Linked DNA regions of Homo sapiens: all the other regions are linked to region 2. The links are chromatin loops, found by intact Hi-C in ENCODE. Cell type or tissue: IMR-90. All regions are shown on one strand.

Region 1 (4,000 bases), 980 kb after region 2:
GTGCGTACACTACCTTTAGGAAAACATCAAATTCCACAAACTCAAAATAAACCATACTCGACTGATCTACAAATGCACGTGAACTAGATTTAGAAAAGTTTTCCTTTGTGTTAAACAAATAATGTCCAATTTTATTCTATAATTTTAAGTACAGAAGTGCTGGTAGCATTTTTCTATACATTCTGTTAAATTATTAGACTTACAATTAAGATGCTGAGAAATGTAAACTCTTATTAAGTGGAAAATCTTCACTGAGCACGCATCCCTATTTAGGAGAGTCCTTTGTCTCTGCAATAGGGGTTCCAGCCACAGGGCCTTCCTGCCTTTTAACACAGGCTGACACTGGGAAACACCAAGGCTGGAAACAGGCTTCTTGCTGAAATCTAGTTCCTATTTCAGGAGAAAATCTATCTCTGGGAGAAGACAAAGGGAAAAATAGATTCCAGGGAAGCATTACACACAGGATTGAGGGAGAATATGATCCCCTAAAGTGAAACTAAACCTGTCCTTAGACACTTCTCTGAGTATAGCAACAACAGTGTAAAGAACCCTTCTAGCTTTGAAAACCAGACCAGAAATACTGGAACTGATCTTCAGGGACTAAGAGAGGTAGTGAGTTGGGTTGGTCTGGGAAGGACCTTTTAGTTGAAAAGATTTTACCCCAGTTTACTGGTTGAGCTGCCTGTGTCACTAATTTTTGTTGACAGTACCACCCTCCAAGTGGGATTCTGGCTTCCGTTGCTCTGCAATTGCTTGTGGTACAGGGGCTCTCCAGCTTTGTCCCTGACCTGGTGTCTTTTTCTCTTCTTCTGGCTGAATAGACGTCATCCTGCTTGTGAAATTGAACAGTTCCTAGTCCAGGCCACAGTTTCTTTCTCTGATCCTTTTTATTACCTTAGTTTGCGGCATTGACATATTTCAGCATATTCTTCCTTCCCTCACCCACGTCATCAGTCCTTTCCCAGAACTCCTGCCCTTTTTCTTATTTGATATATACTTTTCCCCCCTACAGCCTCCTAGACTCCATCATGCTGGTATTTCTTCCCTTTCAATGTTGCTATCCCTGTATCCCTAATCTGAGCCTCTTTCCTTCCTCTATAATTTGGGGGAATCAAAACTAGTATTTATATTTTTTATTCTACCCTGAGCCTTAACCATTGATATCCCCCTTCCCAACAATGGTGATACTTACCTCTCTCATTTCTACCCACAGTCCTCATCCTGCTGGGGCTTGGAGCTGTCTAAATAAAGTAGATCTCGGGATGTCCTCATTCCTATCAAGGAGTAAGAAAGAGAGAGGAATCACCCACCCAAGTTTCAAAATAACAGAGGATGAGAGAAGCAGTCAGGAAAATGTGATCCTGTATATATCCCATGGAGATATTATTGAATGTAAAATTCCTTACATTTATTCACTCATTTTTTTCAGCAAATGTTTTTTGAGTACTTATTTTACCCCAAGCACTATGTCAGACTCTGAATAAGGGTTAGGAATATCAGACATTTACGTGTGCCAAGCAATGTGCGAAGCACATTTAACCTTCAAAATAACACAAGGAAGTAGGTATGATAACCCCCATTTTAAAATAAGGATCCGTGGTCAGTCAAGTTAACAGGTTGCTTAAGTTCACACAGTTGATAAAGTGACTCTACTACAGTCTCGTGCTTCTCATGTTATGATCAAGCACATTGTGCATTAAGGAAACTTTTATTATTTGTTTGGGGAAACTGAACAAATTATTTATTATTTCTAACAGGGTGGATAGACTTTCGAACAACCAATATACAATCCGCCTGTTGGTAATTTAGGAAGCGTTTCTAGCCTGCTTGTTTTAGGGTTATTGTTATTCATTTACATGTTATAATCTCCTTCTTATCTAAATATTGTATTTGAAATCCAAATACACAGACACACACACACACTCTTTTTTAGTATAAGAGTAATTACAACCCCATATTGAAAAAAGGAAAAATGCTACAACAGAAGCCATTGAATTAAACTCAGAAGTGGGTTATGTAGAGAAAACAAGCCAGTTGCAACGTATCCCCATCTTAAGTTTTCTAATTTTTCTAGCCATGAAATGATCTTTCTAGATACTCTTGCCGTGGCTACGTACAACTGCAGGAAACAGGGTCTTATCTCAGAAACACAAATCATATAAACCTCTAGAATGTGTCTGGGGGATTCTACTGCATCTGTTTTTCCTTCCTTCAATCACAGATGCCTAGCCTCTACCCTGGGCCAATTAAAGGGGATACTTTCAAAAGACACTCTGAAAGCTGAGGGACAGAAAATTTAAATGCATTCGCTCAGCAGGGCACATTCAACTGTGTTTGGGCTCCCCCTAGCTGCATGGAACCAGATTCTCATTGCTTAAGCAGTTCAGCTGAATGCTTAACCTCAAAAGGCTGCGTGCAACAGAGCAAAGATTTTATCTCCTCTGTCTCCCTGGTTTACTCTTCTGAATACACTGTTGTTATTGCATTCAGTTGCGGAGACCGGAGAGCATATTAAGTAGTCCTGGTCAGAAGAGGGAACTCAAGTCAGAGAAAGAAAAGGCAAATGTTATTGTGGGGATTGTTTTAGCGATGCTTTATGAATGTCTACAAAGATAACATCAATTTCCCTTGTCAATACCTTTATTGGTTTTTTTCCCCCAAAGGGAGTGGGCTGAATGTGCTCACTTATTAAACCACCTCGGTCTCACATATAACTGCCACTGTTTTTACATGTAACGTCAATTCATCCTTGTGTAAGGAGTCAGACCGGGTGGAGGGAGTTTGACAGGAAGAGCCACATCATCCACGGCAAAAGCAGCTACCTGGCAGCTGTGGAGAAAGATGTCCCAAAGGCCTTCCCACACATCCAGAGCTACTGCCAAGCAAGAGGAGCTTTAGGAATGAGAAAATTAGAGATGTTTTAGCTTTTGTCTGCCTTACCAAAGCCTACTGTTACTGTTGCTACTGCAAGACAACAGAAGACATCCCCAAGCGGCTTCCAGCATCCCCAAAGCTCTGCCTTAGGGGCTCTGACATTTCAGTGGGTTTTTTTTTCTGTCTTATGTACTGTCGTTGCACTTGGGGAATTACAAAGAGCCAAACAGATGTAGCATAATATATTGGTTAAAGTCATCCATATTGTTATCTATGGAGCGCTGCTGCCTAGGTAGAATGGAGCCACCTATTGTCTCTTTCAATGGAATTAAATGAAGTCTTTGAGTCTACAAGTATTAATTCAGTACTTGGTAGGTTCAAGGAATAGTTCTGGGAACCAGAACACTGGAAATCATTCAGATGCCAGCTCTGCAGGCAAGGACCTCACCATCTATTGGAGGAGGGCGAGCTCCTACACAAGTGAGGGCACGGCCAGGCAGGGTAGGACTTGGCAGGTAATAGAAACAGGGTGTTATGAGGGTGTGGGTGAGGAACAAACCTGTTGCCTGTGATGGAGATTGGGTCAGGAGAGAGGTGCCAGGGGCAACTTCTCAGGATGAATAACATTTGAAGAGAAACAGGCAGAATAGACAGGGTTTTGAGAAGCCAGAAAAGGGATCATAGGGCATTCTGGGAAGAAGGAACATTGCAAAGAGAGAAGTGGAGGTAAGAATGTTAATGGAGCACTGCGGTGGTATTCCATGGCTCCAGTGAGAATGGCAGGGATGAAGAGATGCATAAAAGACTGGCAGGCAGGGTGGGGCCTGATTGTGAAAGGACTTAACCATGGCAGTGAGTTTCCATTTATTGTAAAGGCATTGGGAGCCACATAAGCCTTTTTGAGTGAGGAGCTGGCTTTATCAGATTGGTGTTGTAAGAGAAACTGCAAAGCCTGTTGGGATTGGATGAGAGAAGGCTGTACTAGATAAGTTAAGGAGGATGGATGATGCAGCAATCCATCCCGAGAGGGAGCGAGAGGGTCAGAACTGGAGCGTGGTGCTGGGAACCCAGTGAATAGCACGATTCAGCCTGGCTGTGCTCTGACAGTCTGGATTATCTTGGGGCT
Region 2 (4,000 bases):
CTGGCCACTTGCAAATTGCCTCCTGAGAATGGAACAGACTTGGCAAGACAAACAAGCAGCAGATAAAGGAAGTGCATGGGGAAAAAAGAAGACTGAGCAATCTAGAAGAAAGTGTCTCCATTGGGGATTGAAAAAAAAATAAATTGTTAAAGGTAAGATAAGAAATTTCAGAAGACCTTACATTTTAAAAATGAAGAATCTGAATTCTGTCTGGTAGGTTAGTGTTTTTCAGCCCTGGTTGCAGATTAGGATGGCCTGAGATCTTTAAAATACTCCGGATGCTAGGGCTGCAACCCAAAAATTGTGATCTAATTGGTTTGGGGTGGGATGATGCGTCAGCAAAAGTCCTCAGGTGATTCTAGTATGGTTCTAGAAGACCATAAGGAGCAGCTATAACTCATAAGCAGGTGAGAGTCTTGAAGAAACTGTTAACAAGATTAACCTGGTGGTAACGTATAAACTAGATTAGAGCAGTGAATGGAGGAAAGGGATCAGGTAGAAGGCTATTGTAGAAATCTAGGGGTGTGGCAATAAAGACCCATACTAGAGAGATGGATCAGGAATGCTGCTAGAGTCAGGAGACCTCCTTCAGGTCTGCTAATGTTGCTTTCACTGGCCTATCGTATGTCATAAGAAAAGTCACTTAACTTGTCTTTGTCTGCATTTCCCACTAATGCTCGAAGAGCTAACATAGCCCTTGAACATATCACAGCATTAGAGATAATTAAAAGTATTTCAGAAAGTATAATGCACAACACGTGTTTATTATGAAAAAGGTGGCAGTAAAACTGAAAAAAAAACATAGAGACATCTTAGACACATTTACACATTGTCGTGGTGAGACTGATGATCAACTGAAATTGGAGAAGAGAGAATTAAATATACTTCTAAAAGTTCTTGAAGCCTGTGAAACAGGGAAGTTGGAAAAGGGGAATAATTCCTGAAGAAAATCACGTGGGTATAGATAAGAAGTTCTCAACTGGGTCAGTTTTTCCCTCCAGGGGGCATTTGGCAATGCCTGGAGATGTTTTTGGTTGTCATAACTAGGAGGATGAGGGTTGTGCTACTGTCAGCTGGTGGACAGAAGCTAGGGATGTTGCTATAAATCCTATAGTGCACAAGACAGCCCCACACAGTAAAGAATTATCTGGTACAGTATGTCAGTAGTGCCAAGGTGGAGAAACCTAGCATAGATATTACAAACAGTTGGAAGGGACCAATATTCATTATCATGTAAATACATGGATGAATAAAATGAAATTCAGAGATTGAATGACTTAGTTAAGGTCCCCAACGAGTGGAGGCCACAGTAACAGAACTGAAATCCAGCTTTCCTAACTACTAGTCAGTGCTCTTCAGAGCGGCCCCATCTGCCTACTCACCCAACTCAGCCCTGGCCCTGAGTCATCCAGTTTGAGATGCTTGGTACCCAGCTGGGAAGTCTAAGCTGAGGGCTAAGCACGAGGTTAGTGGTGGAGGTTTCCATCCTCGTGTAGCTGTAATAGACCTTTTATTTCCAAGTAACTTAAAGAAATTATAACAGAAGATATAAACCAAGAAGTGCAGAGGAACCCAGAGGGCTCTTGGAGGGAAGGTCAGAAGTGCCAGAATTGTTTTGACCCAGTGACTTTGAAATCAAATAAAAAGGAATGGCACACGCTGTGAAGCGCAGCATCAAAATCAAGTAGGATGAGGCTTCAAAAGGCCATTGGACTTTTTGGTGGAGGTCATGGTGACATTTGGAGAAAAATTTCCATAGAGTTGTTAGGAAAGCACTGGAGATTTCTGAGAGGGAGAGGAGCAATGAGGTGATGAAGATGTGCGGCTAGCATGTTCCAAGAGCTTCCTCGTGAAAAGGAGAAATTCAGGACTTATGGGACAGCAAGGTCAAGTCAAGGATTTAAGAAGGCAAGAGCTTCACCTGTGTTTGCTGAGAGCAGAGGGGACTTTGGCGGCGTTGGATAGACTTGGCACAGACACACAGCGAAGAAGAGCCGCGGCGATGCCGTTCTGTGAGCACTAGATGGCAGTAGCGGGGCCCTTTCGGCTCGGTTCGCGGTCCTATAAGGCGCTGCTTGTTTAAGTACATCGCATTTAGTTGAAGCTGCAGGGGAGTGAGGGAGAGGAGGATAGGAAGCAGGAAAGCGGGAGAGCTCGAGGGACAAGGGGGCTCGGTGTGTTTACACCAGGCACGGGCTACGAGCGTCCATCCCGGCCCCTGGCTTGCGCTCCCGAAGAGGAGAGCAAGGCTGTTCTGGGATCCGGCCGTCGTGCGGCAAGAGGCTTGTCTGTCCGGGTTGCCGGAACCAGGAGAACCCAGAGGGAAACCGAGGGAAAGGAGCGGCGCGTTTTACTAGAGAGAGCGCGAGCGGAAGAGGCGAGAGCAGGAGCGCGCGAGGGAGCATCGAGCGCAGCGGAGACATGAGGACCTACTGGCTGCACAGCGTCTGGGTGCTGGGCTTTTTCCTGTCCCTCTTCTCATTGCAAGGTAGGGGGAGGATTCCCTGACCCCTTGCGCCCCCTCCTCCCTGCCGCCGGGCTCCGGGGTGGTCGGTGGAGTAAGAAGCGCTCCGGTTCTGGATGGAACAGGGTTTATTTACAAGTCCTGCGGTGCGCTCCCTGCCCTGCCAGCTCTGCGCCCAGGCTGGGTCCTGAGGCGTGCGGGATTGTGCGGACAGACTTGCTGCAACATCGGTGTTGATGGGGAAAGAAGCCAGGGCTTGTGTGTGTGTGTGTGTGTGTGTGTGTGTGTGTGTGTGTGTGCGCGCGCGCGTGTGAACGGGGGGCAGGATAGAGCGGCGTGTTTTGTGTGTGTGTGTGTGTGTGTGTGTGTGTGTGTGTGTGTGTCTTGGTGGGGTGGGGGCTTTTGCGCGAGGTGGTGGCGACGGAGCTGGGGTTGCTCCTCTGTAAACTCCAAGAGCCGCGGTGGTGTTCGCTATCCCCGTGTCCCCGGTGCTGATATCACTGCATTCCTCCTCTTTCAGGAGGGAATTGGCATTAAGTTTAGGAGGCTAGGTATCCGCTTGGCACCTGGTACTTGTATCTCTCTGCAAAATAGCCCCACCAGATTCTTCTGCCCCGAGATGGAGGAGGGATGCGGGAGGGAAGGGAACGGTGAGTGGGGTGGGGGGAGGGGGACACGGGGAGGGGGGGAGGAGGAGAAGAGGGAGGGAGGAAGAGAGTGGGGTGGGGGAGAGAGAGAGAGAGAGAGAGAGAATGAATACGAGAATTCACGGGTAATCGCTGCGCTGGCTCATAATGGTCAATGTATTTCATGCTTGCAGGACAAAATTGCTAGCGCTGGGTGTTTACTTTGAAGGGATTGTAGGTTTCTATGTTTTGGGGAGGTTGTAAAATAAATTCATGAAGGTTAAAAATGAAAATACATACATGGTGTTTGCATTTCACTTACAAGCTGGCATCCAGAGCCCTCACTGATGTTAAACATACCTATAATACACGAAGTAATTCCAACATAAAAATATATTATCTTTTTAATCTTCCTGTCTCACTCTTCCTGCTCGTGAGAGGAACCTTGCACAATTAGCCATAGAGAGTCTGTGCTATATTGCTCTACCACTGACGGTTCTACTACATCTTCATGTTTGGGCATTCTGCCATCATTAGGACATTTACCCACGCACATCTCTCATGCTACAGAACACACTCCATTTACACACAGTGTACACATGCACACACAAAGACACATACGCACACACACTGCCTCTCAAGAACACTTGGCATGAAATGACCAGACTGGCAATCCTACTCCTGATTTTTTTCTGACAGCTGGTTGCTAATGTTACATTGGTGGGTTTCATTTTTCATTGCTGGGGGATATTTTGTGTAGCTATAAAGCCCTCTTGCTAAATGAAAAGAGAATAGACTCCCTGGCTGTTTACTGTTGAAGCATTGCAAGGGAATGAATACTATGTCGAAGTTATAGTTTAAAATATGCTTAGGGGAACAGCTGGAACTCACCCATAATACAATTACAAGT
Region 3 (4,000 bases), 820 kb before region 2:
AAAAAGTATTTCGTTGCTGATATAGTTTCCATTACCTTAATTATAATTATTTTTATTTAGCATATTTTTAGCAGCTACTAGTGATGGGCGCTGTGGTTTTAGCAGTCACTTTTATTTGTTTGTTGGAATTGTCTATGTTTTTTTCTCTATTTTCCTGTGGCATTTTCATATATTCATTATTGATTTCTTATTTGTTGACATATAAACTAGAAACAAATATATCAAAAATATTCTTTGAGATGTCTTCCATTCATTCATGTTCTTAATATTGTTTGACCTGGAGTTCTCAGGATCCCTCAGGTAGTCTTGCTACCATATGCCAATAGGTTTCTCAGTCTTTGCTATGGGAAAACATATACTTCATCTGTGAACAGTGTGGTCTAATTTATTATTTAGAAATATATATATATACACACATATATATGTGTGTGTGATATGTGTTGTGTGTATATGTATACATATATATGAGTTATAACAGTGGAAAAGAGAATGAGTTCTTAAGATGTTCACTAGCTTTATATTATGTCATCAAAATGTTTGCATATTGACTACTTTGTAAAATCTTGTTTAGAGATTGGGAAGCCCACTTCGTGGAGATCTAGATGACAAAAGGAAAAAGTGATTGAATGTGATAACTGTCAATCATCTGGAGTATAATGGGGGCTATGATTTCTCAAGGGAGAGATGAAGGGACCAGGTCATATCACTTGAATATAGTTGCACCTAAACAACTATCATGTGGCGTATGTGGGGTGTGTGTGTGTGTGTGCGCGCAGATATGTCTTCACTTTGGCTCAGGTCTGTGCAACAGTTCAAGGAGAAGTGATATCTGATGACTTCTTAATGTTATCTTGAGTAGAGAATAAAGGAACTTTGTTAAAAATATGTCTGATAGGTATCTGGGCCTTTCAATCACTGCCTTTAAAAAAGAACCTATTAATTAATTTGGGGCAAAGCAAGGAAAAAAGAATATTGATCTTTAGCCAAAAATTATCCTAAATCCTCTGATTCTAGTAATCTGTGTCAAATAACTTCACCAGCAAATTAAAAGGCAAATAATAAACAGGAAAAATATTTGGAATAACTAATATCCTGAAGAAAAAGTTCCCCATTCTTCTTTTAAGGTATTTAAAAAATATGTTCTTATCTGTTCATTTTTCCAAATAAAATTTAGAATAATTTGTCAAGCTCTACACCTTTTCCTTCAAAAAAATCTAATAAGAAATAATTAGAAATGCAGAAAAGATTAACGTATGAATTTTTTATAGTACGTATGTTTATCATAGATTTGGTGAATTGACATTTGAGATCAATGAGTTAATGCTTAATGAACACACGAGCCTCCAAATGTCTCATGATATCACACAAAAATAAGACATCAAGTAAGCCCTCTCTCAAATGGGACAGGTGAGCACCCCATCCCTGACACAGCTCTCACTAAAAGCATAGTCAAAAAAAATTGCCAAATGCATGTCATTCCACCATGAACCAGGCCACAGGCCTAGCAGGAAGATTGCATATAGAACTATTCTTTGCTAAATGAGGTTCCTTGGCTCAGTCCAAACAGAGGAATGAAAATAAGGTCTCCGATGTTTTGTGGACAGGAGCTCACACAAGAAATTACAAGCAGATTTTGGACAGTTTGGGGATGGGGTGAGGTGGTCTGATTTGGATGATGTAATTATTTCAACTGCAGTGTGATGAGGCCAGCTTGGCAAAAGTATTTTCTATGTAAACATGTTGTCCCTGAAGGACTTAGTGATGAATCAACACATGGGCATGGCATGGGCCTGGCTCAGTGGTCCAGACAATTGTGGCTGCCTATTTCATCAGGCATTTGGTGCCACGATTCTATTTACTTTTGAACTCTAGCACACTTTTGCTGAGAAATCAACTGCTTAGAAGTTATTTAGAAGTGAATGGATCATTTGTTTGACTGACTCTTGATTCTAACTCTTTTACCTTTTCAGCATACTCATCTTTACAATATTCTCAGTTCCTGAGAAGGCTTAGTAACTACTGAGCTTTCTCTGGAAGCTTCACAATTAACTTCACATTAATGCTTATCACAAATGAACCTCTCTCCTTGTCTGTGAAATGGGATCAATATATTGTCTGCCTAACTCATAGTGTTGTTTTGATAATAAAATAAAATTATGTATGTGAAAAATGCTACACAAATGTGAGATATTCTCATACCTCAATATTAGGTTTTCGCATTCATCAATAAAGATACCCTTGAAATGCACCAGAGGACTGGCCTCATTTTGCATTTTGCCCTCTCTGGGATAAAACAAACATGCTCTTTCAAAAGTAGTCTATTTTAGTCAAAGTAGCCATCATCACTCTGGTGATGAAATTCTGGAGCCTTGTGATTTGTATCCAACATTGTTTACCTCCACAGCAAGGGTATGTTTTACTATACGTGGTGCCAAACAGGTAGTACTTTGTGAGTTCCTGCTTCTCACCACAAGGTGGTGCCAGTGTATCCAATAAGACAGTTTACTCAGCGACTGAATCAAAAATCCTCTTCCTTTCAGCCCTAATTTATGATCAGGATTTACAACCCGTTTCCGTAACTTTACCTTTCCTAAGCCATCAATTCTGTTTCTCTTTTAAAGATTCTCTTCTTATGAAACTTCTTTTTTTTTTTGAGGATTAAGTTGGCTTAGTGACAAATTCATGCCTACATTTTGAATTATTGACTGTGGATATCCTCAGGGGTCAGTGCTGGCCTTTCTTCCCTGAGATTCAACAACACCCAATGTTGAACTTATTTGCAGAATGTCACCGTCAGGGTCTGATCTTAAATGTGTTGTGACGAATGGTCAAATGGGAGGAGGGTGTGAAGGCATTTTCTGGGCTGCTGAGTTATGCACTGTGAAGGAGCTGCAGGCTCCATATCAGAAGACCCGTGTGACCATGGGCAAGCCACTTGACCTTTCTGAGCCTCAGTTCATCATCTCTAAAATGGCAATCATGGTAACAGCAATCTTTTTGGACTATTATGAAAATTAAGGGTAAGCAATAATGTCTTTTCTCATCTGTAGAATGCTATGATAATAGTTCCTTTTTAGGGTGGTAGATAGTAAACAAGAGAAAACATACAAAACTCCTAAGAAAAATACCTGCAACTTAGAGGGCGCTCAGTGAACATTTTAGTGACGATTGTAGTCACTAATGTCATCACATGCCAGAGGTTCTGTGCGTGGAGCTGGGGTCGAGCTGGAGGAACACTGAGACCTCTGCTCTTAGATTCCTTAGCTCTCTATAATTGTAGATAACTATTTCCCTGTTAGGCATGAAGCTGGTCATCTTGCTGCATTTGAAGTGGTAGGAGGTTTTGTCTTTTTATTTTCCTACTCCTTTTTTCCTTGTTTTACTTAAAGGGAGAATAAATTATTTCCATGTCAACTTCCCTCCTTTTTAAGGATGTGAATTTCAGCTGTAAAAACACCCGAATAAGAAGGCAGGGGACCTAGTTTTCCTCCTAGCAGTGTTGTCAAGGAGGATTGTGAGGTTAGAGAGAGCTGGCCTGGAAGCCAGGAGACTCCAGATTTAGAGACTTGGAAATAAAATTGCATATATATTTAATGACTGGCATTCTCTGATTTATTGATTACTCAAAATGGGAATGGTAACATTTTTTACTCCTATCAGATAGGAATGTTATAAAGGTTAAAATGAACATGCAAGATGTGAATGATAATATTGAGGTTCTAGATGTCAGTGCTACAGATAGAGGTTATTGGTATATGATAGTAGGTGTGTGTTGGGTGAGAGAGGTCATGCTTTGTGAATGCTGATTGAACAAAATATGATTGACCTGGCAATTTCCATGATAAAATCAGGAAATGAGGTTTTTGCATGTTCTCTCTTTCTTTCTCTCACTCACACACACATATACACCCTCCACACCCTAGTTCCAGTTTTAAATATAGGACAATTGTTTGTCCCAATGGAGTTGAAAATGGAACAAACACTAAAATTTGGGTCATTT
Region 4 (4,000 bases), 260 kb after region 2:
TGTTTACAGCAGGAAACAGAAGCCAGCACTTCAGTTACTATTCAGCAATATATGAAATTGGACATCTTTTAAATCAAAGGATGGACTCTATGTAGGGTAACTATGTTACCAACATTTTTAGTAGGTACTATATGGCCCCATCATAAAATGTGTATCACTTGTTACTTGGCAATGGAAAAGGAGAATCAACCACATGTTCTCAGGAAAGGGGCCTCTAAGCATAAGGTCTCAACCAGTTATTGTCAGGTTAATTCAAAATTAATGATGGAAAATTGGGAGGACAGTTAAACCTTCAATTCTGAGAGAACAGGACTGACTTGTTTCTTGACCCAAATAATGAATCATTTCTCACCCTCACCTGTGATGCAAACTACTCATTTACTAGTGGTTCCTTTCCCCTCTCAGTATTCCATCTGCATAGTAACACCAGCTGACACATAGGAAAGGAAGAGAAAGAGAACAAGTTGGCAGGGAGTCAATATATTTCGTTGTTTTATTATTACGGAACTCTAGTAGCATTTAGTTGGTGAGTCTGAACAGAAAATGAGTATTTCGAAACTGACTCTGTTATCAGGGGAAATGATTAAAGGCACAACAACAACAACAAAAATCCATGGATTAATTAGCAGGTCAATGGTAGTTGAGTAGCTATTACTAAATTACATGGCCTGCATGCAAAAGAGAGAATAAATCTGAAGATCTTCCCAGCTTGGGTGACTTGTGAGTTAGAATTCTAGGTCTGTGCGAAGAGATTTCCATTGATTCGTTGATGGGTAATGAGATCAGAAAAGATAGTACCTGGATTTCCTTCAATTCTACCCATTCAAGACTTAATCTTGTTTTCTGCCAGTGATATATCCTTCTTGCTATAGTTACTGACAGTGAGATTTGAAGACTTGATTAATAATAAAGAAAGAAAGCAGGGCTAACCACACCATAAGAAAGGAGAAAAATCAGGATCAGCAAAATAAGACAAGTGTTTGGTGCCAGCAGTGATAAACAAATTCTAAAAGAGGGAAAGGGCAAGTAATGATCTATTCCTTGGAAGAGATACAAGTTTTGAAAAGAAGCGAATCAACGGATGCACCAAGGAGCCCACTGTTTCATTAACCCTTTAGCAAATGTTTATGGACACACATGTACATACACACACATATGTATACAAATATATACCATATATGTATGCCATACATATGTATTATGTACCTTTTATATATCATTTATATATACATGTACTTTATATACTTATATATGTATACTGTGTGTGTGTGTGTGTGTGTGTGTGTGTGTGTGTGTGTGTAAATTCTAGACAGGAGGCAGAAATAACAAAATACAAAGGTAAATTATCTGCTAGGTTAGTAACTGAAAAGTGCTAGGGATAAAAGTAAAAGTAGAGCCATTTAAGGGAACAGGAGTTCAAATGAGTCACAGGGGTCATGTTTCAGTATTTAATAGTGTCAGGATAAGCCTCTTTGAGAAGTTGACATTTCAGCAGAGACTTGAAAGAGGAAAGGGAGTAGAGAAGACTTGTCTAATCAGAGGTAATAGCTAATGCAAAAGTCCTGTATTGGTGTGTGGTCAAGGAGTTTGGCATAGAGGAAGGATGCCAGTGTGACTGGACTAGAATGGGCAAAATGGGGAGGAGGTAGTAGGAAATGAGGTCAGAGAGGTAACAGGCATTAGGTCATATAGATCTGGTTGGTCTCTATAAAGATCCAGTTTGGAGGGTTGAGTTGTGATTTTGGGTTTCTCTCCTCAACTGGTGCAAAAGAAGCAAGTCATTTATGACAGCAACGATAGAGATAGTATTGCAGTAACATAATATGTGAGATTACTCAGAAGGAAAGAATTATCCTTGAGGCATCACACATAAATGCAATGAAAAGCAAACAATGAGGAGAGACATTTATGCATAGAGGAGAATGTTATTCTAGGAACTGGGAGCCAACTCGATTGTGCTAATGTGCATAATAATCAAACTGTCAGAGTGCTTTCCTTTAGGTCTGCGTCTAGGCAGGCACTGCTTAGAACATTTTATCTCATTTCCAAACGACTTTTAAGCCCATTAAAATGTTGTTTTCATTTCAATTAATAATTCAGCCAATAATACAATTATGAAATACAACTTTTGCTGATCGCTATTTCCAGAAGGCAGATTGGATGAACCTAGGAAGTGGAACAGGAAATATAGGGGAATTTTACTGGATAGCACTCAATATGGTATAAGCAGATGTCAGTATGGTCTGAAGATGTCAATAAACAAGCATGTTGCATAATCTCCATTCCCATTTTTACTGAAAGGAAACAAGTTTAGAATAATGAATTGTTCCTATTGGAGCTGTTCTTTGGACCCTTTTAGAAGCCTAAAGCTGGAGCAAGTTGATGGAAGGGAGCCATCTTTAGGACTTCTTTTGCTTGAGTTTGTACTACTCCACAGAACTTCCATTCTTCGCAAAAGTTTGAGCAAGAAACCAAAGCCTCTTCTCACTGTGAGGGCCAGGGGTGTGTGTGTGTGTGTGTGTGTGTGTGTGTGTGTGTGCTGGCAAGTTTATTTCACTTAGGTAAAACATTATCCTAGTGAATATTTCTGAGCTGTATACATTCATTCCAGAGATATATGTGGTGTTGCTTGATTGTACTCAGTTTTAACAAAAATGATTTCTCATCATGAATAGATATATTAATAGTTCCAGAAATAAGTTGGAAGCCCTACCATAACCACATTTTTCACAGAATTGTTGACGACGTTGGTTTCTTTGGATGAGTATTTCAGGTTTACCAGCTTGCTGCTCCTCTTTGCTCAGACAGAATCTGTAATGTACTATTCTAAACAAGAGAAAGGGTAATATTTCTCACTTAACCTCTTCAGATGACTAATCAGCAGCACATAATCATTCACATGACCTCCAAATGCCACTTCCTTGAATCAGCCGACTTTTCTGATGCTACAACCAATTAGTGCTAACACTCAATGAGATTTCAGGTGGGATGCTGCATAGTTGAAAATACTAAAAACTGAGTGAGGATACTTCCCATTTCCTTCTCTTCCCTAGTAAAACTGGCTTCTCCCTTGAGGTTACGAGACCACGTAGTATAGGCAGTAGACTAAATTTAAGCAAAAGATTCTTTTCTCTTTATACCGGAGAACCTTGTCAAATAACGTAGAATATTGTACTATGACTGTCTTCCCACCATCCCATAGCTTCACCCTTCAACCTTGAAATCTTACTCTCTTATTTGGTTACTCCAAGTGAAAAATATTAAAGGTGCCCCATTAAATGCATAAGACAAGAGTGTATCGTTTTAGTTTACTGAATCATGGAAGCTCCTATATAGGGCCATTTTGAATAATGCAGGTAGGCATCAGTTGTTCCTAGAACTGGACACTTCCCCCATTCCTAAGAGCTGTAGCCTCCCTCAAGCCACCAGATTAATAAAATGAGACAACTGTCTCACAAAATTGCAAGACTTGCTTATAAAATTGGAGGAGTGCTGTCCTTTTAATGCCTGTCAACATCTTGGGAGTAAGCAGCACAGTAATGATCAATCCCAGCTTCAAGCGATTTTTGCAAAAGTTTCTCTAAGTTTGGCCTTCTTTCACATGGCAACATCTTGGCAATCTCTCACAGTTCTTCCCTTTCTATCACCATAACAACCTTTATACAAAGTTAAGTAGTGGGAACAGGTCCATGCTCAGGAGATATAGGAGAGATTAACCATTATCGGAGACCATCTCCCCTAGTCCAATTGTGTGTTTCCAAGACTTTATCCAGAGAGTATGTGGACTTTTAAATTTTATTTATTTATTTTAATGAGTATGTGGATTTTAATAAATATGTGTGTGGACTTTTAATAACCCTAGCTAAGAAGCAGTCTCCAATCTACATTCGAAAGGTCTTTTCCGGGTCAGGGCCTCCTAACTTCCTGATGGGATAAATATTGGTGAGCACCACAGGTGTTTTCCCCTAAAAAGCACAAGGAATTTTAGTGCTGAATTTCT
Region 5 (4,000 bases), 1.2 Mb after region 2:
TTAAGGTGCTTAAATATGCATCTGCTTTGAAGATTATAGAGAAACTAAAAAAACTACATATTTGGCTAATAAGAGGGTAGATGGTGAGAGTAAATACATATTAAATTCTTCGTAAAGTACGAAAGGATGCTTAAAAAACTATTATTCCTCAACATTATTGCCAAATAAAAATTTGCTTTTTAGTTGTTTCTGTTTTTTTTTTTACCTGTTTCTTATTGCAAAGTTGGAGTATTTCAAATCTCAAATCCTACTGAAAAGCTGAAACTTATCTTCATTATAAATATTTAATATAAACATAATTGTATATAATATTAGTGTAATGCTAGTGTAAAATATAGATGTGGCTTAAATGTTATAGAATCTCAATTTGCTTCCTTGGGGTTCTAGCTCTACACTTCACTAGAAATCCATGAATTCCATGCAGAGGAATCTATCAAAATCAAGCACAGGGACTGAAGGATGGCAATTTCAGGTAGATAACTATTGCTATTTTTATGGTTGGAGACTGCAGTTGTGTTCAGATTTCTGGGAACCAGATAGTATTTCAAAAATGTTTTCCATAATTTTTTTTCAAAAAGAATGAGGATTTCCTGTAAATGGACTTAGGCTTTTCATAATTTTTTGTACCCTCTCCTTTCAAAATAGCCACATAAGATACTACCCATTGGACTAAGCAACTGCTCTTCAGCAAGGTGATAACTCTTCTGGGTTTAGAGGGTTGACTTATAGTTAATTTTTGTAAGGGAAAATTACTTGAATATCATTAGGTTTATTAGACATCTTTGTAGATAACTTTGGTTTACCATAAACTTTAAATTCATTCATTTGTTAATTAATAAATATTTATTGAGTGCATATGTGTGCTGGATATTGCACTAAATATTTTGGGGGATAAAAGGATGTATCAGATATGGATTCTACTTTCAATCATCTTATGTCTGGTAGAAAATATATGTCTATAAATAACTACATTTTGAGGTAGAAAGAAGTGTCGTAAGAGAGGCTAGAGGCAATGCCTTCTGAGAAGGTGTACAGAGTATCCGAATGACATTGAGGAAGGCTTTATGGCAGAGCTCTATTTAGGTTGGGGCAGCAAGGATGCACATAGATATGTGGAATTAGGGAGGTAAACTGCTTTTACTAAATCTGGTCACTCTTCATGTCAGTTGAATTCTAGAGAGAGGGCCCTGGTCAGGGTGAAGGGATTTAAACGTGAATGCTGAACTTCCGTGGCTCAGTTTGACTGGAGCTCAAGGGCAGCAGGAAGAAGGGTGGGAGAGCTGGCTGGTGTGAATTCAAAGAGGGCTGTCAATATCAGGCCAAAGAAGATGGGTTTGAGTCTATATATAATGGGGAGGATAGCTCCTTGAATCAATCTACGCTTTAACAAGATTAGTATGGTGATAGAGTATAAATTGAGTTGTCTGTAATCTCACTTCTGGTCTCACGTCTATAATGTTGATGAATTGGTCTCTTTATGGGCATTTCCCCCTCCTGCACTTTGAGATGTGCAAGAATTTCTTGGGCACTATTGCTTCGTTCAATAAGAGAGGGCCCTAAGATCCACGGCCGCTTTAGTGAAAGGACTTATCTAGAGGGTTACAAAATAAATTAAGCATATAAATCTCGGGAGAAAGACTGTGATCCAGTTATATGTTCACTTTATGATTCAATGGCCATATGATGAACTTTCAAAAAGCAGTGAAAGAAAAAAATCAAGAGGAAGCAGCACTATAGAAATGCATAGTTTCCAGTAGCAGAGGTGATTTTTATCAAGCCCAAGTTGCTCCAGATGGCAGTGTGTAGTTGAATTTGAAAATGGAGGAAGTCATGGGTGTAGCAGGTAAATACTGACATCCTCCAAATAATCTTTGACTCCTCCATAAAAAAGGAGTCCGGCAAATAAATATTTTAGGTGTGTTACATTACAAAGTTATTTGATGAGATCTGCAAAGTTGCTGGTTTTGAATTATTAATGATCAGGGTATACATTCATAGTGAGAGAAAATAGGTAGTAGTCCCACCATACACTATCCATTTTCTTTCACATTATTTCATACCTAAACTGTGATGAGAAATTAATTACAAAATCTACTGCAATCCCTCTCAATGTACTATTAGGCTGAGAAACTCTAAGTCAGCCTTCTAGGCTTTCCTTTTTTAATTGACATGGATTTGCAGAAATTAGCTAGGTATTAAAAATTACCAAAGAAAAGGTTAATTAAACCAACCCACACAAATTGACAAAATCAGAAAGTCACCTGTTTGTTCTGTAAGCATAATGTATTCCATCAGATACAGCTCTTGAGTTTTATGCATGAAATGTCTTTTTTTTTTTTCCCATACTTCACGAAACTGGGGTCGCTTTGTGCTGCAGCTTTCCAATTTGCCTGTCCATTCTCATTTTCCTTCCTTAGCTGAGTGCCCCCTTTCGGCAGATGGTTTGATGGTTCCTCTTTTCCAAACGCATAAGCACGATGTATGTGCAAAAAGAAGGGCAATTCCGCCCTCAACTGGCCAGAGCAGTGATTGCATTTTGAAATTCTCTGAGCTTGAACCTAGCAGAGGCAATGGAATGTATTTAAAGATATGAAATGTGCTTTCCTGTGAATTTTATAGTTTAGTGATTTCCCAAGGCACACTCATTACTGTCGGTATTATTACCCCTTTCATGGTATTTCTGGAATTATCAAGGAAGAGAAGAAGAATAGATGCTGAACTCCTCAAGGAATAGTACTTATCACTGGCATTTTCCAGACTGCTGGCTAAATGGAGTCAACAAAGGTTTAAATTCTTAATAGACATTTCGGAGGCCTGTGATAAAAATCTCTGAAAAGGATACGTGAATGGCTTATAACTGTTTTTCATTTGTCTCTCTAATTCACCTGTCTGCTTTTTAGGAGGAAATCAGCATTAAATTGATTTAGTACTTTCTAAATCCAAAGATGAAAATAAGTGTTTTGATGCTTCCTCATGACATCCCAGGCTTAATGGGAAGAAAGGAAATAATTTCCCACTACCTAAAGGACCCTGAGCATATTAATGGTCAATACGGAGGGCAAGAATCCACCCTGCAGCCTGAGGACCCCAGGCAACTAAGTCAGCCCCTTCCACTAAAAAGAGCAGTATTATTTCCAATAGAGCTAAGAGGCTGAAATAACAGTGACAGAAACTAAATCTCTGCTGTAGCTTCAAAATGCTTTGAAAAAGGAACCATGACATTTTTGTTTTATGGGTCAACTGGGTATAACTGGGCTGCCATTAGACACAGGTAGACATTCAGAGTCCCAGATTACTCTTACATCAATGAATATATTAATTACAAGTTTACTTTTCAAATGTTGCACTGATACCTTAATTTAAACTGCTGAATTATGATGTATTAATTTGGGTTTACAGTATTTTCAACTAATTTAGGCTAAACCTGGTGACCCAAATGAGCGAGGTAGTGGTAGATATAAAGGGTGGGGGGATCAGGTTCTCAATTAGAGATATTTCTCTAGCAAGATAAATACTCACATGCATTGTGTAATTGGTCCTGAGGCTGTGATAATGAGCACGTCATCAGAAATCTCAAAAAATTGGCATAACCAGCTGGAAACCTATTCCTGAACTTTGAACTCGAATTCAACCTCTACTTGGCCATAATTTTATTGACTCTCTGTTATTTATCTGAAATTCAGCATGTTGAGAATAAATATTTTAAAAATAAATAAAAATATACTTACATAGAAATAATAAGTTCTAGTATTCAATAGTACAGTATGGAAATTATAGTTAATAATAATTTGTTGTATATTTCAAAATAGCTAGAAGAGAAGAATTATAATGTTCCCAGTACAAAGAAGAGATAAATGTTTTAGGCAATAAATATGATAACTGCCCTCATTTGATCATTACACATTGTATACATGTATCAAAATATCACATGTACCCCCAAATATGTATAACTATATACATATATATACACATCATATATATATATGTATACACATTTATA
Region 6 (4,000 bases), 370 kb after region 2:
AAACATTTATGTACATATGAATCATCTCAGATTCTCATTCAGTAGGTCTGGGGTGGAGCCTGAGATACTACACTTCTAACAAGTTTCCAGGTGATACTGGGGCTGCTTGTCCACAAATCACACTTTGAGTGTCGAGATACCACATCGCATCCTTGCCACAACAAACATAAACTGCCTCATGAATAATAGGGGTGCAATAAATGTTTATTCATTAAGCACTGGCAAAGGGTTTTATCTAAAACATATTAGCATGTGAGAGCTAATATTTTGAGATCATAACAGGGTAATTAATGATAGAGACCTCCAGAATATTTGCTGCTTAGAATAAATTTGGTCCCATTTGTCAAAAAATGACAGTGACACTGATTTGAAACATAGTGAGCAAATCTTGTGTTTCTACTTCCTTCCTCAAGATTGCAAGAAGATACTTAAAAATTCACCTTTGGGAAAACTTGTAACAAACTCTGAGCAACTTACCATACTGAAGCCAAGCAAGCTAGAATGGATGGGAACTATTTTCTCAAATTTTCCCTGCTGATCCTTAAGCACACCCTTCTGCTGTGGATGCATTTGCGCTTCATCGTTTCCTGCCGCTCAGCCACCTGTGTGTTCCCTGGGACTTTTTTCAGCCCCAAATAATCATTCTATAAAAAAGTTAGACAGTTCCTCCCTCATCTTCCCACTTGCAGTTTCTATGAAACATTGTCCCGAAATTGTCATGAATACAGTTTTTGATGGAGAAATCAAACCTGCTATGTACATAGGTGGCTGACAGCAAAGGAACAACACCACTTTTTTCTTTCTCACCCCTCAAATAAAAAGAGTGCTCCAAATCCGGGCTATTCATGATTTGTTCCATATCCACATGCTTTATTATAATGTTAATATTTTTCTTTAAAGACTACTTTTTTACTTAAATGTATTCCTAAGAAACATTTTATTGCTACCATGAATAGAAAAACCAGTCTAAGGTGCCATAAATAAATGAAAAAATGTTAAAAATAATTGATGCAATGGAAACAAAATATTACTTATTTTTAACTAGACACAATTTCCCTCAGAAGACTCTGAGTTTAAGGGCTGCTTTGCTTGTTAAAATGGGAATTGACAGGTAGAAGTAGTATTCAATGCAGAGGTACCAAGAGAGACTTTTTTCTTGACTTGATCATAGGATTGGAAGAGAATCGAAAAGAGAAATGGTGCACACTATATAATTTAATAATATGTAAGTCTGTGATATTGCACCAGTCATCTCTCTTACACATATTACGGTTTAGGAATTATACTTCTAGACTGCAGGGACTCAGTCATCTGTGGGAAATGTTGATTTCACAAGAAAAGCCATAAAAAGTTATTGTTTAAGCTTGAAATTAACCTTTTTAAATCTAGAACGTTCTTTTAAAATGTCACTGTGTCTTGCAGACAAGCACAAAAAATGGTCTGGATGTATTCTTTCCTTTTTTCGTTATCAGAATTATAGGAATCATGACGAAAACTTTAGTATGAAGTAAAATAAACAATGGATAGGCTTCCTAGGAGAGTCTGATTTAGGGGAAAAAAGCTCCTCTTGTAATTTTAGGTTAAGCCAAGCTAATGGTTTACCTGGTCCAATAAGGTAATAGGTTTAAACACATTATATATAATATGATGCAGATCATGGGTTAAAAGTATGGCGATATCACTGAAAATCAGAAAGATGACCGACCTCAACTACTTTCAGGAATATAATTCTGTCAAAATGGATAAAGCAGAAAGAATAGAAAATAAATGGCTTCTGCAACAAGTTTTGCTTCGTAAACTGGTATTTTCCAGGGGAAAGGGAATCAGAGCAAAGGAAATGGATGGGGCCCCAGGCTTCCTTCCCTCCTCTTCCAGAGGAAGATGCCTCTGTTCCGTCATCGCCTAAGGTCCCATTTATGCCTTTTAGCTCTGAGTCATGTCCATGACTTGCTTAGTGATTAAAATACTCAGGATTCTGCTTTTGTTTCAATCTTGGCCAGCTACTTATGGATGACTTATTTAATGAGTCAGGCTTGTTTCCTTTTCCTTTTCTTCTCTTCCTCCTTTTTTTCCCCCTTGCAGGCATAGCCAGACAGGTTTTGAAGTACTAATGATGATTAGTTCATTTAAGCCAGCACAGACCAACAATGGGTTTGAAATGTTAATCAGATGAAGGGTTTACTGCTAAACAGCCCACAGAATAGCAAATGAACCAGGAAAGGAAAGCAAGGAGAAAAAGAGGCTGAGTGGAGATTTGACACAAGCATTTTCAGCTGCTGGGCCTCTTTGATGTGTGAGTGGGACAGATGTGCTGCTCTTCTCCTGAGAGAACACTCTTTGTGCACAATAGTGCGCTGATTAATATCACTTCACTCTTCCCTCGAGAGGAGCAAGGCTGGCTCTTAGTCATTCTCTCATTGGGCATCATTGGACCCTCTTCTTCCTGCTGATAGGGAATTGACATTCAGTTTCTCTTGTTTGTCTAAAAGCTCAGACTCACAGAAAACTCATATTCCTCCGGTCTTCACAGCCCCAACAGTGTGTCATGGTGAGGTCATTTATATCACTCTTATATGTAAAGGCTACAGTAGATTAAACCATTAATGCCTAGAAGACACATGAAGATACGATTTTAGAACCCACAGAGATGAGAAGAAACCAATTAGGTCAAGGCAATTTTTCCACTTTGAGTATTGCTGCTGTGCTCCAGTAGAACTTTCTGCAGTGAAGAAAATGTTCTATGTCTGACGTCCAGTGTGGTAGCCACGAGCCACATGGCCTAGTGAACATTCGAAGTGTGGCTAGTGCAACAAAAGAAATGATTACTTTTTTAAAGAGATGGGGGTCTCACTATGTTGCCCAGGCTGGTCTTGAACTTCTGGTCTCAAGCAATCCTCCCACCATATCCTCCCAAAGTGCTGGGATTACAGACATAAGCCACCATGCCTGACCAAAAGAAATGAATTTTAATGTTATTAATTATATTTAAATGTAAATAGCTATATGTGACTATTGGCTACCACATTGGAGAATGTACCTCCAGAAGGTCTAGAGCTTTGCCACTCAAAGTGTGGCCAAAAGACCAGCAGCATTAACATCACATGGCACCTTTTAGCAATGCACAATCTCAATCCCCACTCCAAACTTTTGATAGTAGGTTCTGTATTTAAGGATATTCCCCTCTAGTGACTTGGATACACACTAAATTTTGAGAAGCCTTGCTCTGGAGCATGGGTTAAAAGCTAGATATCCTAAAGCTGAAAGTTTTCATGAAATGGCACAATAATGATGCTGAACTGTTTGGTTATCTGCCTCCTGAAAAAATACTTTTTCTAAAATGCAATGGAGTCATTCCTGGTTTCTGGGCTCATGAAAACCTTAAGTGGTCATGGGGGCCTGGTATTTGGCAATGGAAATTTGTAAGGGTAAAGATTAGGAATGTGTTAGGCCCTAAAACTGCACCAGCTAGCTAATATTTGTGTAGTCTCTAACCATTTACAAAACACTTTCATAAATGTTATGTTTGGTATTATCTTTATCTCCATTTGTTGTGTGAAGAAATGGTTTCAGAGGATTTATCACTGAGCATAGTTGAGTGCCAGGTTCATGGTCCAAGTCCAGACCTTCTGTTTCTTGGGTCTTTCTACTCTATAGCAAAGTGAGACGAGCCCATATTTCTTTGAGAATCTTGTATTGACAGAATTTAGAAACTAGCTGTATGTGAGAATTTCAAGTCTATGTCTAAGCTATAAAAACAAAACAAAAGGCTATAGGCCCCCTATTTTCTTTCTTCTCTCAAGATAGTGTCTTCTGTATTATAGTTGCTTTAGACATTTGAGTTTCATATCTCATTTACATGTAACCCATTACGTGTCACTTTTTTCCCTTTTATGAAGACCAGAATAATACATTGTGATTTTGAAAACAATACCGAAAGTTATCCAAGAAACCAGTTGGATTTTATTCAACAGGTTATTTTGAGTATTTTCCAATTGAGAAA
Region 7 (4,000 bases), 630 kb before region 2:
TTCCTATTACTGTGTAATAAGTTACTACAAACTCAGTGGTTTAAAACAACACAAATTTATTATCTCATGGTTTCTGTAGGTAAAGGTCCAGCATGTTTTAACTGGGTCCTCTGTTGAGGCTGTCTCAAGGGTGAAATCAAGGTCTTTATCTGGAGACAATGACCTGTTTCTAAGCTCCCTCCCACATTTGGCAGAATTGCTTTCGTTCTAGTTGTAGGGCTAAGGTTCCCATTGTCTTGCTAGCTGCTGGTTGGGGCCATTCTCAGCTCCTGAGGCTGCTCTGAGGTCCTTGCCATTTGTCCCTCTCCATCTCAGCAACAGGAAACTTCCCTCAAGTTGACACTCTCTGACCTCCCGTGCTGAGACCAGCTGAAGAGGCCTCCCTCTCTTTAAAGGCTCATGTGATTAGGTCAGGTCCACCAGGAAAATATCTTTTTTAAAGTTAATGGTGCCATCTAACATAACCCAGTCAAGGAGCAAAAATCCATCAAGTCCACAGTCCTGAAGATTATTCTGGGAGTGTGCATGGGAAACCTTGGGGGCCATTTTAGAATTCTGCCTACCCCAACCTGGAATGATACACTGAAGATCCTGCCTTCCTGAGGGGTTAAGGAAACTTGTTTGGCAGTGTGTTGCCCTGGTGACTTTTAGCGTGTCATTTAAATTATCCAAGGCTGTTTCTTCATTTGCAAAAAAAGAGATAATAACAATATTACTAATGTTTCTATCCTATAGGGTTGTCATGGAGCTCCAGTGAGTTAGTGAATGTAACAGGGTTTTGGAAAATGTAGTGTTTTATTGATTTTTGTGTTGAAGAAGCTCGACTTGTCAGAATCCTGTTCTTCCATTCAGTCTCAGTTCAAATTCTATGTACTCCAGTTTTCTTCATCTTTTTAGAAATCCCACCATTCCTTGATCTCACCTAACATTTTATCTGGCAGTCTTTTCTTACGCTGTTTTTGTGTATTTTTCAATTAGTGTAGACATATTTTCTTTTTTGGCCCATGAGTTCACTGGGGGCCTTTGCATTACTCACAGAACATGTGAAAAGCCTAGCATAATGCCTACATAATGACAGGGGCTCTTCAAATATTAGACTGAAGAATGAATGAAGATGAAAGTGCTGGGATAGCAAATAGCTGCAACATGATCTTTGGCCTAACACATGGTTTCAGATTGCCACCAGAGTGGGAGCTCTGTGAAGGTAGCGCACATGCCTCTCTCTAGCCTTGGCACTATGTCTGTCTGTTGTAGCCTAATAAATAGGCAATAAATGAGTGAACAACTACTGGCTCTGTTATGGCTATAATGGAAAAAGGCTCTTTCTGATCAAATTCCACGGCCTTGTACTGTCATATCCTGTTCCCTCTCACCGATGTAAATAGGAACTGAAACTCTTATATGAAAGATATAGTAGGAATTATAATCATAGCTCTAGTGGCTGACCACGCCTCCATATTTTGACCTCAAAAGATCAAAAAGCCTGGGTTCCAGTGACAATGCCATCAAACCCACAACTGTCCCCATTCCTGAATACCGACATGGTCTTTATTCACAGGAGCTCAGTCTTTCAGCAGGCAGCAACCTCAGACAGCTTTCCAGTAAGCTTCACTTCCCACAGTCTCAGGGCTAGCTTTTTGTCCCGGACAATCTGGAAAAAAATGCCACAAGGAGACAGTGTCAAAAAGGAAACTGAAAAATCACAGTCCTGCATTGTCTATAATAAGTGTAAATCCAGTAAAGGTGGCGGTGAAGTGATAAAAATAGCAGGGTTATTATGTTCATCTTTAATGCATTTAATATAACAATAGATTATTTCATTGTCATTAAATGAAGGGAAAGTAGGAGGATCTAATTCTATCCCTAGATTCCTTAATAAGTACTTCATTGTCAGTGAAATAATTTGCATTGTTCAATCCCCAAATAAGAGAAAAGAATATACAGTGGCATATACATTCACAGGGAATGGAGAACTGTCAGTGGACTTTAGGCCCCAGTGCATAGTTAAACTGCACACAGGAAGAAGGTTGGAGATGAACTGCTATTTGTTCTGAAATGAAGTGCTTCACTGTGGTGGAATCAGGGAGGTAGTGTTTTGGTGATATGGAGTTGACAAATGCTGCACTCTATCCACCTCCTCATACCCCCATGAACGTGTGATTTTGTGGCGGAATTTGGAGATGAGATTTTCTACTGTATAGGCTGCTTGTCAGGATGAATGAAGACCCTGTGTTAGCGAGACTGCATTAACTTCTTTGGCCTGTAGGAGGAGCGTTTGCTCTAGATGAACCACCTGCAGGCTCAAGGCAGGACCGCTTTCCCAGCTGAAGTCTGCTCTGGGCATGGCAGAGTGCAGTCCTGTAAAATCTGCGCTCAGGGAATGCCTAATCGAAGAGCCCCGACACAGATCTTCTCATGCTAGATCCACAAATCCTCAGTATGTGCTAATCAGCCATTAATGTTCTATTGATAGGCAGAGACAAAACAGACTCACAGGAATGGTTACATTGCTGCTCAAGTTTATAGCCTGAAATTTTTTTTTCCTTGCTTCATTTTCCCTTTTTCTTCCTTGAGGTCCTTAGAGATTATAACTTAAGGGGTTTAAGAAATCATCAGGGATCACGGGTTTGTTGAATGGTTGAAAGAAATAAATTATTTGAGATCCACGTAAATTTAATTTCTTATTTTTGAGAGATTGTACTTATCATGATTAAAAACATTATATTAGTTCTATGGGGCAGAATTCTGCACTGTCCAATATGGTAACTGCCAGCCACATGTGACTGTTTAAAGCTAACTTTAAACGAATCAAAATTAAAGAAAATTAAAAATTCCCTTTCTTGGTTACACTAGGCATATTTCAAGGGCCCAAAGGCTACATGTAACTAGTGGCTACCGTGTTGGAAAATGTGGATGGAGAACATTTCCATCATTACAGAAAGTATTATTGGACAGCACTGGGATAGATAAAAGAAAGTCAAGTATGGGCTGAAGAGAAAAGGAGGGAAATTTAATGTGGAGAGGTAAAGGTCCAGACAATGGTCTAGGTCAGCTGAGAGAGAAAAGTGAGAGAGACAGGGAATTTCTCAGTCAAATGGACACACACAGAGGGATAATAAAAGTCATATAGACTGGCATGACTACAGATTGCAGTACACAGAGACTAAGAAGGAGGCTTTCAGAAAGATGGTCAAATATATAGAGCACTATGATTCTATAGAAAACAGTTTTTAAAACCATGCTCCATTTTTTTGTTTGTTTCAGAGAGAGGCCTCCAGCCCAGGCAGGAGTGCAGTGGTGTGATCATAACTCACTGCAGCCTTGAACTCCTGGGCTCAAGAAATCCTCCCATATCAGCCTCCCGAGTAGCTGGGACTACAGGGACAAACCACCATGCCTGGCTAACTTTTAAATTTTTGATAGAGATGGGGTTTCACTATGTTGCTCAGGCTGGTCTCCAACTTCTGGCCTCAAGTAATCCTCTTACCTCAGCCTCTGAAAGCACTGGGATGAGCCACCATGCTCAGCCCCAGGCTGCATTTTTACAATTACAGCAAAGTATGTATTGGTAATATTACCTCTTGGTACTTTTCATGTTGTCAAGATGAAAATAAATTGAGAGTTTCTCTTGGCTCATAGACTAAAGATTATCTGTACCTAATCTATGCAATGCCAACTCAATTTGTTGGAAATTTTAAAGTCTTTAGATAGTTATTTTGTTCATACAGGATGAAACCATTAGTTTGACTTATGCCTGCTGAGTTAACAAATTATCTTTGTGCCATGTAAGTGCATTTGAAGAGTCAGAAGACTAGAAGTGACTAAGAGGACAGGTTTGAATATGAACTGTATTAGGTTAATATTTATCTTATATTGAAAAATAGTAGGAATTTGGATTTTATAGATCCACTTGATAATTCTAACATTGATTGCTCTGTCAAACTTTTTTCTTAGCTAATACTTGTTGTTGTTTTTGCAATACTGTATAACCATTCCTTTT

What was found. Peaks named below come from ENCODE experiments on the same cell type or tissue, not always from the same donor. Only the 100,000 strongest peaks of a DNase experiment are listed, where the experiment ranks them.
Region 1: it touches region 2 in a loop (7-fold over the local background); 13 of 110 quality-filtered maps call a loop at or near these places.
Region 3: it touches region 2 in a loop (6-fold over the local background); 4 of 110 quality-filtered maps call a loop at or near these places.
Region 4: it touches region 2 in a loop (5-fold over the local background); 7 of 110 quality-filtered maps call a loop at or near these places.
Region 5: a loop joins it to region 2, with 8 times the contacts of the local background. A loop is called at or near these places in 19 of 110 quality-filtered maps.
Region 6: it touches region 2 in a loop (3-fold over the local background); 5 of 110 quality-filtered maps call a loop at or near these places.
Region 7: it touches region 2 in a loop (8-fold over the local background); 10 of 110 quality-filtered maps call a loop at or near these places.

What each region holds. Positions count from the first base shown.
Region 1 is chr3:117,017,651-117,021,650 of GRCh38, reverse strand. All of the region lies in intron 1 of LOC124909415 (a long non-coding RNA gene), which reads left to right. Among named protein-coding and RNA genes, the nearest start is that of LINC00901, 98 kb to the right of the region's middle. In IMR-90, a CTCF peak has its summit at 2,345; a DNase peak (open chromatin) is centred at 2,360.
Region 2 is chr3:117,995,670-117,999,669 of GRCh38, reverse strand. It overlaps LINC03051 (long intergenic non-protein coding RNA 3051), which reads left to right and starts at 2,091. Exons shown (of 3, transcript NR_182298.1): 1 at 2,091-2,488. RefSeq lists an enhancer at 1,874-2,420. In IMR-90, a CTCF peak has its summit at 2,017 (motif pointing right); DNase peaks (open chromatin) are centred at 1,409 and 2,059; H3K4me3 peaks cover 1,915 bases; H3K27ac peaks cover 1,039 bases.
Region 3 is chr3:118,816,351-118,820,350 of GRCh38, reverse strand. No RefSeq gene overlaps it. Among named protein-coding and RNA genes, the nearest start is that of IGSF11-AS1, 120 kb to the left of the region's middle. In IMR-90, a CTCF peak has its summit at 2,478 (motif pointing right); no DNase peak of the experiment used is centred here.
Region 4 is chr3:117,733,485-117,737,484 of GRCh38, reverse strand. All of the region lies in intron 2 of LOC101926953 (a long non-coding RNA gene), which reads right to left. Among named protein-coding and RNA genes, the nearest start is that of LINC02024, 45 kb to the right of the region's middle. In IMR-90, no CTCF peak of the experiment used is centred here; DNase peaks (open chromatin) are centred at 1,874 and 2,854; H3K27ac peaks cover 1,351 bases.
Region 5 is chr3:116,769,505-116,773,504 of GRCh38, reverse strand. No RefSeq gene overlaps it. Among named protein-coding and RNA genes, the nearest start is that of TUSC7, 62 kb to the right of the region's middle. In IMR-90, a CTCF peak has its summit at 2,476 (motif pointing left); a DNase peak (open chromatin) is centred at 2,474.
Region 6 is chr3:117,620,673-117,624,672 of GRCh38, reverse strand. No RefSeq gene overlaps it. Among named protein-coding and RNA genes, the nearest start is that of LINC02024, 68 kb to the left of the region's middle. In IMR-90, no CTCF peak of the experiment used is centred here; a DNase peak (open chromatin) is centred at 1,942; H3K27ac peaks cover 304 bases.
Region 7 is chr3:118,627,185-118,631,184 of GRCh38, reverse strand. All of the region lies in intron 2 of LOC105374060 (a long non-coding RNA gene), which reads left to right. Among named protein-coding and RNA genes, the nearest start is that of IGSF11-AS1, 310 kb to the left of the region's middle. In IMR-90, a CTCF peak has its summit at 2,264; a DNase peak (open chromatin) is centred at 2,284.